3 separate regions of the Mus musculus genome follow, and all the other regions are linked to region 1. Evidence: chromatin loops called from intact Hi-C (ENCODE). Cell type or tissue: heart. All regions are shown on one strand.

Evidence for each region. Hi-C counts contacts between places; a loop is a spot of excess contacts. Peaks named below come from ENCODE experiments on the same cell type or tissue, not always from the same donor. Only the 100,000 strongest peaks of a DNase experiment are listed, where the experiment ranks them.
Region 2: it touches region 1 in a loop (2.5-fold over the local background); 3 of 42 quality-filtered maps call a loop at or near these places.
Region 3: a loop joins it to region 1, with 3 times the contacts of the local background. A loop is called at or near these places in 5 of 42 quality-filtered maps.

What each region holds. Positions count from the first base shown.
Region 1 is chr3:67,580,273-67,585,272 of GRCm38, forward strand. Mfsd1 (major facilitator superfamily domain containing 1) reads left to right here and starts at 2,496. Exons shown (of 16, transcript NM_025813.3): 1 at 2,496-2,705; 2 at 4,372-4,424. The coding sequence starts at 2,546. In heart, a CTCF peak has its summit at 2,633; a DNase peak (open chromatin) is centred at 2,619; H3K4me3 peaks cover 1,741 bases; H3K27ac peaks cover 1,327 bases.
Region 2 is chr3:67,454,537-67,459,536 of GRCm38, forward strand. It overlaps Gfm1 (G elongation factor, mitochondrial 1), which reads left to right. Exons shown (of 18, transcript NM_138591.2): 12 at 2,037-2,174; 13 at 3,352-3,434. Lxn (latexin) reads right to left here. Exons shown (of 6, transcript NM_016753.4): 5 at 4,058-4,120; 6 at 3,463-3,791. The coding sequence ends at 3,693. Among named protein-coding and RNA genes, the nearest start is that of Lxn, 6.9 kb to the right of the region's middle. In heart, no CTCF peak of the experiment used is centred here; no DNase peak of the experiment used is centred here.
Region 3 is chr3:67,367,222-67,372,221 of GRCm38, forward strand. No RefSeq gene overlaps it. Among named protein-coding and RNA genes, the nearest start is that of Mlf1, 4.4 kb to the right of the region's middle. In heart, a CTCF peak has its summit at 2,648; a DNase peak (open chromatin) is centred at 460.

The sequences.
Region 1 (5,000 bases):
CCTGCCTAAGTCTTAATCACATTAAAAGCTAAATAGTTGGGATGACAGACATGTGATTCCATACTCAATTTAAGGGTGTTGAAATCTTATTTGAGAGTAAAGGCCTTCACATTATGAAAAAAATGATTTGGGATGAAAAACTATATGGAAATAAAGCACAGTCGGAGGAAATGTCAAGTCCTACACACACTGGTGATTCTACGTAAGCAACACGTAAAGGAATAAACCCTGGGAGCCCTGCTGAAGACATGGAGTCAAAAAGAGAAAGAGAATTTGTAGAAAACTGAAACACATCCATGGGAGAAAACACAGACCACACACTAATGGCAACAATTAAGGCCGATTCCTTTAACTGATGGGCTACCAAGCATGGGCTCATGCTTCAGTCTCTAGGTGCCAAAGCTCAGGTGTCATTTTAAAAGGCAAAACCCACAAAGATAAAAATTTACATCAAAGTTAGATAAGGGTCAGCATAACCTCAAAATTTTATTATATTATATATTAATACTTATCATTATCATCTCAGACATAACATGCCAATTATTTTTTGACTTACATCTTCAGTTATTTGAGTTTAAATTTGTATATACATTAATTAGTTTGGTGAATATGCAGACCACAGTCATGGTTGTGGAAATCTCAAATATGTAGCCAGGGTAGACATGACCCACTGGGAGGATAGATAGCTGAGAACTGTCTAAGCAAACACAGAATGAGGTCAGGTCCAGAGGGCATTACCCTGGGCATTTCATTAAGACACAAGTGACTATCATTCAAAAGAAGTCCAACCTCCTTCAACAAGAAGTACAAACTGTCTATACTATCATAGCCATTTTTACTTAGATTTCTAAAGGCAAAAACAAAACAAAATAAACAAACAAACGAAACAAACAAACAAACAAAACCCAAAAAGCCAAAAAGTGGATTAGAGATACTGGCAGCCAGCCTCTTACCTGTATTTTTGACTTAGCCATTAGACTTGTCTTAGTTAGGGTTTCTATTGCTTTAATGAAACACTATGACCAAAGCAAGTTAAGGAGGAAAGGATTAATTTGGCTTATACTTCCACATCATAGTCTCTCCCTGAAGGAAGTCAGGACAGGAACTCAAACAGAACCTTCTGCTGGAGGCAGGAGCTGATGTAGAGGCCATGGAACAGTGCTGCTTACTGGCTTGCTCCTCATGACTTGTTCAGCCTGCTTTCTCATAGAACCTCAGACTATCAACCCAAGGGTAGCTGGGCCCTCCCCAACAGTCATTAATTAAGAAAATGTCCTACAGCCTTGCCTACAGGTTCATTCCATGGAGGCATTTTCTCAACTGAGGCTCCCTCCTCTCAGATGACTTCAGCTTGTGTCAAGTTGACATAAAACTAGCCAGCACAAGACAGTAATCTATACTGTGGACAAAGCCAAGGAATGTAAACTGATGGTCTAGGCCCTTCATTGTAGTACAGCTGATGCTGAGTGAAAGATTAAGCCCAAGGTGGGGTATGACCACTGTGCTGGCAACTGCACAGTGTTAGTCAGGGGAATGCAAGGTAGACAGCAGGCTATGCATAAACATTCCAAACGGTATCTCTCTGACACAGTCCCTCTGCTTCCCCATCCCCCATATTTGGATCTCTTTGGAGGGCCCAAGCTAGGAGTCTAGAAAACACTCAAAAGTCCTCCTCCTTTTTCAAATCCCAGGTGCTATTGTTTAAGCAAGTCCTCATTTAGTCACTGGATCTCTCCTTGGTGCGATAGCTCCAGCTTTGAGCCTCTCACTTTCACTTCTGCGGCACGCTTTACAGCTATTTAGCACCTAGCCTTGCTACACTCAAAATTCTACTGCAAAGACTCGGCAAACCTAGAAATGTGGGGTAGAAGGCTGCGCTGCCAAATCAAACTTCTCAAAACAAACCTAGTGGTCTCTATACTCTGCTGGACATCTCTGAATGGCTCCTCATTTAGGATGTTCGTGTTTCTACTTTACTCGACTTTCCTCTTACTCCAAGATCAGTATAAACGTGTAATTATAAACGTATAAAACCCAGAGGAATTCAATAACTCTTTCAGCTGCAGTCACCATCCATCCACCCACATGATTAGTTTCTGTCCACCTAAGGAAATTCTCTCACCCATATTCAGAGGTGAGAGAATTTGTCCTCTTTTCTAGTACATAAGTGTCAGGTACATCATATGCTGTTCCGTCAGGTCAACTTAACAACTCTTCATGAAGAGTTGGCGAAGTGAGGGAGGGAGGACTGAGCTGGGTTCAGGTCAAGCCTTCCACCACGACTTCTGCACCACCACTTCCTACTGGTTTTAAATCAGATGTTAATGAGAACCCGGTCGCTCACTCCCACTCCCGACCGGATCTATACCCCATCGGCAGAACAGAAAGGCAGCACGGGAGCCCGGCCACCACGTGAGCAACCGTTCACGTGAGCACGGAGAGGCGTGGCCCGAGCAAGTCACGTGAACACACGTGATCACGTGAGTGCTGCCGCTGCCGCTGCCGCCCTGCCTTTGCTTCCTGCTCCGTTCCAGGCTGCAAGCTGATGGAGGACGAGGATGGGGAAGATCGGGCGCTGCTTGGGGGCCGCCGCGAGGCGGACAGCGCAGTCCATGGCGCCCCTCGCGCTCTGTCCGCGCTCTGCGACCCCAGCCGCCTGGCGCACCGGCTCGTGGTGCTGTCGCTCATGTGCTTCCTTGGCTTCGGTGAGCGGGGCTCGGCTGGGGCAGATGATAGAGGGATTCCAGGGTTCGCGCTGCTGCCTGGGCTCGGGAGCCCGCTTTTTCCAAGTGTCTGGAGCGAGGTGACGTTTGTTCCTCCAAGCCCCGGTGTTCAGCAGCTCCTCCCTGGGGACGCAGATGAGAAGGAAACTCAGATCTTTCTCCCGGAGAGCTGTGCTCCCGAGAGTTTCAGAACGTTGCTGGGGGAATTTCAGAGCGTGACTAAGTCCCTCTTCCTCCCTCCCCAGGCGACCCCTCCCATTCCCCAGTGCTTTCCTTTGTATTCTTTTAGAGCTCGGATCCGCTTTGGATAGTGTTCACTGCTAAGTACACCTTAGTAGGAGTCTTTTCTTACCTTTCCTCTGTGAGACAGCCTTGCAGGACCACACTTGTTAAGTTGGTTTCACTTATGAAATCTGATCTGGCGCAAAACACTTTCATTAGCTACTTTTAAAGACACCCTTCCCTCCCGTGTTACAGTTTTTAGTTTACATTGAAACTGTTCGGATTCGTAACAACTGGCTTGGCTTGAAAGAGTGTTTCAGGGGGATCAGATTCAGAAATACATGCACCTGGTTTATAAAAGATACTTTGGGCTTCGGTTTCTTTATTTTTGAGAAGATGGTACTCATTTGCTTTAAAACGTATTGAGCTGATAGTGGTGGCGCCCTTTAATCTCAGTACTGGAAGACAGGGACATGTCTGTGCGCTAGAGAGGCCAGCCAGGGCTACAAAGTGAGATCTTGTCTCAACCAACCAACCAACCAACCATGGTATTGAATTTCTTATAAGCAGTTAAATCCTGAAGGAGAAGTTTCTAGGTTTAGAATCAATAACCAGTAAGCATAGACAAAACACTTGAAGAAATTGTCCCTACTCAAGTTGACAGTTTATTTTTGGTAGGTAGATTGGGCTGAAAGTTTGGGTTTGAGAAACTAGAGCCGCCCTGTCGCTAGCTGCCTTCTCCACCTTTGGACCGCTAGCTTTGTGTATTTACAGAGTCAGCGGGGAAACAGGCAGTGTTACCTTGGGGCTTCTTCAAGCCTGTCAGCTTTCCCCGCTCCCAGGAGACATTGCCAGTTTTCATTTGATCCCTTAGACTGGCGCTTGTGTTGTTCTTGTTTCTAGCCCAGTTTTCACTCAGTTATTTGCTCCTGGGTATTTTTGTTTGTTTTTGTTTGTTTGTTTGCAGGATCAGGATCTATATCAAATACTGGTTTGGTTTGAATCTCTGAGTTACCTCTGCTTTCAAGAAAAGTGAGGACCCAGCTAACGTGCACCTGTAGAGGATGCTTGTAGACTTTTTTTAAGTAAGGGAAATGCAGCGATTTCATGAAGATGTTAATACAGTGATAAGCATGGGAAGAAAGACGGAAACGAAATGATTAAAAGCAGTTGATGTTGACCTCTTTATCAGGTTTCTGGTATATGCTGTGTATGCACACCACTACCTTGTGGAAGTTCTTTGGAATGGTAGATCAGGAAGTGGTGTAAAACAAACACACAAGCAAGAAAAAAAAATCTGTTGTCATAGTGTCAGCCATAGTAAACCTTAAACACCTCCGGGGAGTTACTAGTTAGGAGTTGTAACTTGAAACTCTTATATAGATATTATCATTCCGAGTGAAATATGTGTTCTTCCTTTTTCTAGGCAGCTATTTCTGCTATGACAACCCCGCTGCCCTTCAGACTCAGGTGAAACGGGTGAGTTGATTTTCTCCGTTCTTGTACTGCTTTGCTTTGGAGCACTCACTTACAGATGCTCAGATAGAATGAGCTCTCAGGTGCCCCATCTGAGATGTCCACTTTCTCTTCTAGTGTCTGTTATCACCACACCCACAGGCTGCAGAGATCAAATTTGTTTCTCTAAAGAACTCCTGAATAACATATACATGCCTCGAGATGGTTTTCTTCTTTAGGTAGATAATTATGGACTCTGCCCACAGTGTTACGGGAAATGCTAGTGTTGGTTGGAGCTTTGCACTCCTCTGAACCATTGAGTGAGTGGTGGGACAGCTTTGGCCTTCTTAGATAAACTTTGCTGTTATTTACTTTTATAAATGTGCATACTGGTTGCTGAGTATTGGCCCTATCTGCATTCTTAGTCTGGTTTTGAGTTGTAAAACTGTATTTGATATTTGTTGTTTTTTGGGCATTTAGACCATCATTATGTGCATTTTAAAAAGCCATTAGGCAGAGGAAAAATGCATGGGCTGTCCTTTGCATTCTAGGAGGGGTTAAAGAGGATAACATCTGTAAGACTAGGCAAGGACGATTCTT
Region 2 (5,000 bases), 130 kb before region 1:
CAAGGTTAGAAATGACGGGCATCTTTATACCTTTCATTCTCGCAGAGTTTATGGGAGATGTGTAATAATTAATAACTTGTAATAACAGAAAGAAATCAAGATTAACCAGGGAGATTTGGGGCGGGGGGGGGGGTTCGGGGGGCAGTGTCCTTACCTTCTTATACATGCAAACATTTAAAAATGTCTTCTCATAAGTATCTTAATTTCAATCAATTAATGAAGTTTCTGTCACCATAAGGACTTGAGCTTTGAGGTAGGCGGGGATGGTGCTCCCGAGTGCGGGTGATGCAGGGAAAAGCAGAGAGTGCCGCGGGACTGACTGTCCTCTGTGTAACCTGTGTGGCCTTGAGCTCACGCCTTAACTCCAGTCTGCATATGTGCACGACAGTTTAATCTGAGATAACATGTATATTAGTCATTACATGTGCAAGCAGGTGATTAATGGGACTGCTAATATTAATCATACAGGACATGTTCATGTTCTTTTGCTACCATAAGAAATTACCAAGAACTTAGTACCTTAAAGAAACACAAAAGTGTTTCTTTTATAGTTCTGTAGGTCAGAGACTGATGGTTCGCTACAGTCTAACCAAGCAGGGCTGTATTTGTGTGAGTGTGGTGTGTCTACTGCTTTCAGTGTGAGTGCAAGTGTGTTCCTGACTGTCTGAGGACAGCCTCATCTGTCGCCTAGCACTTTCCACCACGGTTGAGATAGGGTCTCCTTTGTTCTCTCTCACCTCTGTGTGCCAGGTTTGCTTCCCTGCTCCCTTCCAGCCAGTCTTCTGTCCCTGCCACTTATCTGGCCATAGAAGTACTGAGATTACAGACATGTGCCACTGTAGCCAATGTTATGAGGGTTCTGGGAATTCGGACTCAACTCCTGAGATTTGTGATGCAAATGCTTTACCAACTGAGCCATCTCCCCAGCTCAGGGCTATATTCTTTTCTGGAAGTTCTAAGAGAAAGATCTCCCCATCGCTTAACTCATGCTTGGGGGAGATAACTGGGCTCCTACAGCTATGATTGGGGTTATGGCCATTTCCCTTTGACCCCAGGGCCATTCGTTCCTAGCTTCCAGATGCTGCCCACCCACCTTTTTTGTTTTTTTTTAGCGTTTGCCCCCATATCATATTTATATTTCATGTATTCCATCTATGTGTGGGTATATGCATGTTGTGTGCAGGTCCCTAGGGAGATCAATGGCGTCTGACCTCCTGGAGCTGCAGTTATCGGTGGTTGTGAGCCACCTGATATAGGTGCTGGGAACTGAACCCTGGGCCTCTGGAAGAGCAGAACGTTCTCTTAAGCTGAGCCATCTCTCCAGTCTTCCCTCCCCTCCTCACGGTGTTTAATGAGGGCAGCAATGAGTTAGGTCTTTTCCTTCTTCCCTGCTTTTCTTCCCTCATTGCCATGGCTTTCTTCCATCTTTAAAGGCTCTGTATTACATTGAGCCTACTGTGACAGTTCACAGAATGGTCCCTATCTTAAGTGTTAGGAGAAGTGGACTTATCATCCTGCTGGTTACTCTGTGAGATTGCATCAAAGCTCGAAGGTGTATCAGACAGACAACAACCAAGGAGATTGCTTCAAAACAGAAACATCTTGATGTGATACTTCTGCTGTTGGTCTTAACAGAGTGGCTAATCCTCTTGAGTTTGCAGAAGGCTCTTAGTATGCATGCTGACTGTATTATTTATAGGATTTCTAAAATGCCAGGTTCTTCCTTCCACAACGGCAGTCTCCACATCCACAAATGGATAGTCTGGTGATTATGGTAGGAAGTGACAGGGGTAAATCCTGGACCCTTGTTTTCTGTCTTCATATGGAGAGAAAACCCAGTTCAGCTGCTGGCCCTGGTCTCCTGACCGTGGTGACCAAGGTTGCTTTTTTCCAATAAAGGTGTAAGTACAACTAGATACAGATCCTCTTTATTCCTTACTCGCCAGTGTATATGGTTTTATTCAGTAACACCTCAAAATACAGTGGTTTCTCATGCTTAATCAATCCTGTACTACTTTTCTCTTCCTCTTTTAAAGAATGATCTGGAGAAATTTTCCAAAGGTATTGGCAGGTTTACACGGGAAGACCCCACATTTAAAGTCCACTTTGACCCTGAGAGCAAGGAGACCATTGTGTCAGGGATGGGAGAGCTGCACCTGGAAATCTATGCTCAGGTATGGATCATAAGAGAGCTCCGTGCAGTTACATTTGTTACTGTATGCTTTGTTAAAAGCCAGTGGTGGGACCTGGCAAGGTGGCTTACATCTGCAAACCCACTCTGGGAGGTGAGGCAGGAGGATTAATAGATCCTATGTCACCTCAGCTACATAGCTAAGTAAAAGAAAAGACAGAAAGTCATAGTTCTCCACAACTGTAAACTGATAGAGCCTCTGCGGGCTCTACTGTGGTTTAGATACAAGCAAGGCATCCTGCACTGCCTCCCTGCTGTGCTGTAACGTAGTTTATCTAAGTCTTTGTTAAACATTGTAGACTCTAGGAACCAAAGCCTGGGGTTTGTAGCAAGATCTTCAACCATTCGCGGTCCATAGTTGGATCGAGTAAAGCAAGCCTTAAGGAGATGGCATGTTTTTATTCCTATCCCCCCAGGACATTTCTTCCATGAGGACTGGAGAGAGGGCTCAGTGGCTAAATTCACCTTGTGCTCTCGCAGGGGACTTAAACTCAGTTGCTAGCACTCAGGTTGCACGGCTCACAACTCCAGTGTCAGGGGATCAGTGCCCTCTTCTTGCCCACATGTACATGACGACATAGTACACGCATGCACGGACACAAATGAGCACTTGAAAAGTAAGGGCTGGGCAAGGTAGCCGTTAGTCCTGGACCTCAGGAGGGAGAGGCTGGATGGGTTTTCTGAGTTCAAGGCCAGACTGGAGTCCAATAATGAGTTCCAAACAGAGTTACACCGAGAAGCCCCATCTCAGAGAATAATGTATTAATTAAATTTAAAACATGGAGGCCAGCTCAGTACAGATTAAAGAGTCTCCCAAGATCAAATGCAACTATGTGGTCAACTGTAAACAAGCGATACGAGATTGTCATCGTGTGTTAAAAGCCCCGACAACAGGTTTTATGTTATTTCACTGAGCTTGTGTACAAATAGGAAACTTTGTAAATTTTAGCAGATAGAGCAGTTGGTACTAAGTATAAATTAATGAGTCAAAATTAGAATTCACTTCTATAAGATATGTAAAGGTTGTTTGTGTTATTAGAATATCACATCTGATTCTTAACAGTTATTAAAATAATTTAAACTTTGCTGTTCAGTTATTTACTATATTTTATTGAATGTGAATGTGAATTTTACTATGGTATTTTTTTCTTTCATTTTAGAGAATGGAGAGAGAATATGGCTGCCCTTGTATCACAGGAAAACCCAAAGTAGCCTTTAGAGAGACCATTGTTGCCCCAGTGCCGTAAGTATACAATGCAATTAGACTCCGTGAGGCTGAAGTGAAGTTTTATTAGGGGATAGACATAGTACCATTACTGTTGGAAAGACATTTTTAGGTAGTACTATTCTTTATTATGGAATCTATGCAGCTCGGTACTGTAGCCAAGACATAAAGAGTGACACTGGTATTCCTTTGGCCCGTTAGGCTAGATGCCAGTGAGGCCAGTCACACACGTGGTTAGCGAGCATGCTGACGGTTGTCTACGGGTTAGCGTCTTGTTCACTCCGCCTGCCCTTCCTTTGGGAGGCGGCTGTTGTGTTTTACTTTTGTGCCGTACTGTGGATGCCACAGGACTTGCATTTGCCAGGGAATAATCTCCTGCAAGTAAAGAAAGCTAATGTCATTGTGAGACTAGAAAATATAATTGGGTTTCTATTGTCTTGATGCTACTATTTAAAATGTCTTCAGCAGAAATAGCATCAGGCAAATCCAGTCGCTACAAGGATGATACACTTCGACTTGGTGCCTGTCTTAACTGTCAGTAACTTTTACTTAGTTTCAAAAGGAGTAAAGGGACTGTGTGGCTACAAAGCAATTCTTGATTTTCAGAGTGGCATCAAATAAAGAAAAGTTGTATATGTTACCTGCGATGCAATGTCGTGGAGTAGAATGGTGTAATCTAACTCAATGAAGTCATCGTTTCTTTGCTACAACAACAACAACAACAACAAAATGCTTAGACAACATCATGGCAAAAATGACATCTTAATTTCTTTTTTGCATTAATGTTGATTTATTCACTTCAGGTTAGCCTGGCAGAAAACTAGTTTCTTAAAATAATAACAATTCTTCTTTCAAATATTCTTTCAAGCCATTTTTTAAAAATCATTACTTGGCATTTGTTACTCTAAAAAATCGCTTCTCTGATTTTTCACCTTCCAATTTGTGGCAGCTATTTAAAAGCATTACTGTATGTAGCTTTTTATTTATGAACCCTAGTGTCAGTAATGGCAATGGGAACTCATATTAAAAGAAACCAATTATATAACATTCTTTAGAAAACTGACAATAATAAAATGTAATGACTAAGCTATCTGATTTTACAGTTAAAGCTTTGTTCCGTACTGATTGTTACTCAGGAATAAAAAGCAATTATGCAGTGAGCTACATAGAACCACTGCATCTATGTAGCTGTAGACATCATGAGAAGTGTGCTGTGCCCCATGAGGTTGCGGCTTCTGAAGGCTTCTTGCTGTGCTGAGACTCCAGTGGGCAGCACACGCTCCTGGGGCTCCTCCAGCTCGCACTGTTTGTTATACATGCAGCCCACAGCTACCACTCCCTACTGAAGTAAGTTTTCCTTTGAGTGTGGAAGCAAAGAGTTCCCTAACGTCATTGTTGACATGGATGGCATCCTCCATGTTGGATTTTAATAGGTACAGACGTATGACATGCATGAACTAAGCAGTACTTAAGCCTGCTGCCGGGGCTCTCGGGGATACCGCTCAAATACAGAGAAGATGGATAGGTTTATTTTTGTGAGCGTAAAACCGCTGGCTTGTATGTTGGTGGATGTAGCTTGAAGAT
Region 3 (5,000 bases), 210 kb before region 1:
ATTCAATCCCCAGTGTCACAAAAAGAAAAGAACTGATTGAGATTACATATATATATATGTAATACATATATACCCATGACTACTATGTGTGCTATCTCCATGACGGCAAACACTAAGAGGGTAAAATCTTGGATGAAGACAGTCTTATATGCAGATTGTTTTGTTTATTTTTTTATTCTGACATCAATACAATTTCTTTTCCAAAACTAGACTACAAGGCAATCTAGAAAGCATTTTAGGTTGATATAATTTCAATCTGATTTCTTTTTACTAGGGTGAGTTTTACAAGTAATAGAATACATTGAGCCTGACAAACTTGAACTAAGCTTGTGTGATCCCCGTGAAAATTAGTCCTGCAGAAATAAAAATACTGCCTTGTGACCCTGACATTTTTAAATCTGGACTATGGTGATGTGGCTGGGGATGAGTGTCCACTGACGAGGGCATCACGCCAGAGGCCAAGGGACGTCGTAACTCTGCCAACACATGATTTGCCAACCATCTAGTTTAGAGTAATGTGCAGAAGCCAGTGTGTAGATGCTCTGGGGCCCATGTCTCTCTCCTGCCATGAAAACCACACTCTTGGTAACTGGATCACAAACTCTTCGCCTGCAGCTGAATTCAGCCCACAGGCTTGTTTTCTGGGGCCTGCTCAGAGATACTTTGTTTTTAATTAGTTGTTAACTTTTAAAAAAATTAAGAGAACTCATGTAAAAATCCATGTTATCAGTGGGCATGGATCTCTAGGGGGGGACATCTGAGCACTGTACAGTAGGGATGCCCCTTCATCTGGAAGCCAGCCTCCTGCAGCAAGCTGTAGGCCCACCCCGCTGGGTCACCACAACTACACAGCATGGAGAGTGGAGTGGTGGTTCTCTGCAGGCTGCGAGGCCTTAACAAGTGGCTTCTCTGCTCTGACTCTCAGTGTGCTCTTCTGCAGTAGGCGTAATAATAGTGTTTACCTCCTTCAATCTTTTTTCTTTTTTAACGCATCTTTTTTTCAAATGCTGTGACCAGCACACAGCAGAAACTCAATAAAGTTGGTTATTACTTTGATTATTAATTCCATTGTCATTTTCTGTAGTTTACTTCATTTATTATTTGACTGGCTCCAATCTGTGATTTTTTTCACTCTGCCCACAACAGACAGTCAGGAGGACAGCTCAATGAATTTTTTTGGTTGGTTGGTTGGTTGGTTGGTTGGTTGGTTGGTTAATTTGTTTTGTTTGGGTTTGGCTTTTGTTGTTGTTGTTAGAAAAAGAAGCCAGTATCCAGTGACTGTCCCACCGGGAGATCCATCCCATATACAGTCACCAAACCCAGACACTATTGTGGATGCCAACAAGTGCTTGCTGACAAGAGCCTGATATAGCTGTCTCCTGAGACGCTCTGCCAGTGCCTGACAAATACGAAAGTGGATGCTCACAGCTATCCACTGGACTGAGTACAGGGTCCCCAATGGAGGAGCTAGAGCAAGTACCCAAGGAGCTGAAGGGGTTTGCAGTCCCATAAGAGGAACAACAACATGAACTAACCAGTACCCCCAGAGCTCCCAGGGACTAAACCACCAACCAAAGGGTACACATGGAGGGACCCATAGATTTAGCCACATATGTAGCAGAGGATGGCCTTGTGGAACATCAATGAGGCTCTTGGTCTTGTGAAGGCTTGATGCCCAGTGTAGGAGAATGCCAGGACAGGAAAGCGGGAGGGAGTGGGTTAGTGAGCAGGGGGAGGAGGGGGAGGATAGGGGGGACTTGGGGGGGGGGGAATAAGGAAAGGGGATAAAATTTGCAATGTAAATAAAGAAAACATTTAATTAAAAACAAAACAAAACAAAACAAAAAGACAAGGAAGAAGAAAAAGGGGCCAGAAGAACTCTTACCAGTGTACTGGTTAAAACCTCAGATCCTGCACTCACAGGCAGCCTTCCAGCTCCAACTCTGCCACACCTAGCAATGTTACTGTAGGAAAATGTATTTTTCTACAACAACCTGTGTTCCCCCTGTGAAACATTGACTCTGTGAATCAATGCACCTTGCTTATAGGAGGTTCTAGCTTTTCTTAAGTAACCTAGACTCCTAAAGACAAATGCCATGGGTTCTTTCACATGTGAATGCCAGATTTTAACATGTATACACACATGTGTGGGTGCATGTTCTAATTAGAAGGGAAGGGGAAATGAAAGGGAAAAAGAAAAGGAAAGGAAGGAGACATGCATACACACGCACACACGCACAGTAGATATCATACAGCTCTGAGCTTTGCATGGCCTTCCAGTGACTGGCAGAAAATAATCTCATTATTGTGACTAGTAAAGGCATCAAAACACATTGTAAAGGAATGAGGACATCCAAGTCTTCAGTATTTTCCAACAGATTCCCTTGGTCATCTTGCCAATGGGGCCCCTAGTTTGGATTCTCTCCAACCGCAGCAAGGATTTAAAAATAACTCTCCAAGTAGCCCTTTAGATAACCTGAATTAAAACAACTCCTGAGAACAGATGACCTCAGTATTTTTCTGAAGAAATTTTTCTACTTTTCCATCGTTTTACATTCCATAGTTCTATTTCCTTTTTTAATTTAAAGTGTTCCTTCTTAACTATGTTAGTGCAAAACACAGAGCTCACCTCCAGGGGGATAAGAAGTACCTTCCAGACCTCACCTCCAGGGGGATAAGAAGTACCTTCCAGAGCTCACCTCCAGGGGGATAAGAAGTACCTTCCATGAATAACTGCAACAACAGAGATTCAGGCTGCCATGGATCAGGTGTCCCGCTATGAAAGCTACTGAAGGAGGCTTTATTAAATATAGAAAAGGCCACAAATCAGGCATGTACCTAATACCATAAGTAAACACGTTGTAGCCAAGCGGAGAAGTTTGCTATGGCTTTCAGATGCTATCAGATTGCTTTCTTGGCTATTGGCTTGATGGAAGCTGGTCATTAAAGACATTTCAATGTATTGATAGTCAAAAGGAAGCAGAGTTGGGCAATAAATAAATTATAATCAATGGTTATTAAATAATGGTTATTAAGGGGATTAAAAAGAACCCAAGATAACTTGGCTCTCTGCAACAGTCTTGTCACCAAGTTTAATCAACCATTTGAGCTTGTAGAATCCTGAACATGGATAGCTTTGGTCCTTTGTTTCTGGAAGCTTCAGTTTACATCTAGAGGCACAAATTATTGACAAACTTATTGAGCCAAATCAATAGGAAAACACTTCACTTCATGAATTGCCTTGAGAAAAAAATTTTCAGAATCTCAATGAGAATAAAAACCTAAGAATAATAATAGAATGTTGATTTTTAAAACATACAAGCATAGCCTTATTTTTGAAAGCCAAATTGAGGACTAATCTAAAACTCTTTTGATGATAGATTGGTAGCTTTATATGCAGTAAGAAAGACTAAAGTGCCACTACATAGTCCATCAGGGGTGGGTTCAAGAAAGAAACAAATCTCAGAATATTACTTACTCTGAGAGGTGTGGCTAGAAAGTAGCATGAGGAAATCCTCTGGGTCATTAGAAATGCTTGCATCGCTGTAACTTGGTGGTGTTCACATATACCAACTACTCCATGGTCTGTGTCTCCCTCCAGGGTTGTCACATGACAAATTGTATCTCATCCTCAGAACATACCTGTCCTAATTTCATTCTGTTCCTGTGATAAAGACCATGGCCAACAGCAATTTGTGGAATGGAGTTTGTTTCAGTTTATGCTGCCAGGTAACAGGTGGTACCTGAGGAAGTCACGGAATAAACTCAAGGCAGGAACCTGGAAGCAGGAACTGAAGCAAAGGTCATGGAGGAGTGCTGGTTGCTGCTTTTACTCACTTTCTGGCTTGCTTTTTCACTTGCTTTTTTCTTATATGGTTCAGGTTCAGATGCCTATGGTTGGTGCTGGCCACAGTGGGCTAGGCTATCTCACATCTATCATCAACCAAAGCAATTCCTCCAAGACCTGGTCACAGGATAATCTAAATGAACCAATACTTCAACTCATGTTCCCTTTTCCCAAATGACTCTGGCTTGTTTCAAGTTGACAGTAAAACTCACCAGGACAATATTGATGTATTGCAGATATATAGTCTATAATGAGACGAGGGTACAAAGTCATTGGGGGCACTGAAATCCACAGTAATGAAGATGTTTATAACAGATTAAGCCTCAGGAGTCTGGAGAACTATAATAAAGTATAATTCCAGCATTCAAAAGCCTACTGATGACTGACTTCTTGGGCACTTGAGAGAGTAGAAATTTACTGAAAGTTATAAGGTGCTGTAACTGAGGTTTTATAGAATCTTTGACATATGGGCTAATGTACATCCAATAGGCCAGAGAGTTTTGTATCCTAAATGATTAAAATACTGTCTGAGATGTAATCAATCCTTCTTAAGTATCTGGTGAGCTAATGGGTATGAATTCCACTGGCCTTTTGAACTATTATTAATTATTAGTAGAGTTGCAGAATTGGCTTGAATTTCATGCTTTGCCTCTGGAAGTCTTTCCTTGACTTTGTCAGTGTTCTTCTAAAAGAAACATAAGCAACAGTGTGGCTAGAGACCACATGTGTGAATATGTAACCTACCACACAAATGTACTAGTAGTTTTCCTTTTAAATGTCACAGGGAGGCAAAGTAGGAAGGTGGAGATAATGTAAGCCTTGCATCAGGACAGACTTCAGTTTAAAGTGAACCATCATTTCTCTGGGCATCAGTGCTTTCATATATAATAAAGGATAAACATCTTAGCCCAGGTGAGGTGGGAAGGTTTAACTGAGAACACGTATTTGAAAGCTCTTAGGGCAGTGTTTGGAACATAAGAAATACGTGAGAACTATTATCCTAATAAATAAAACTTATGATTTTACTCTCTGAAGGTGAATTTCAATTGATGTGATTTCAGGTAACTTTGCACTGGCCTGGAAAGTTCAAGAAGATATCTGTTTCCTCCCTCTAACATTGTGCTCAAACTCACTTTCTCCGTAACAACTATGT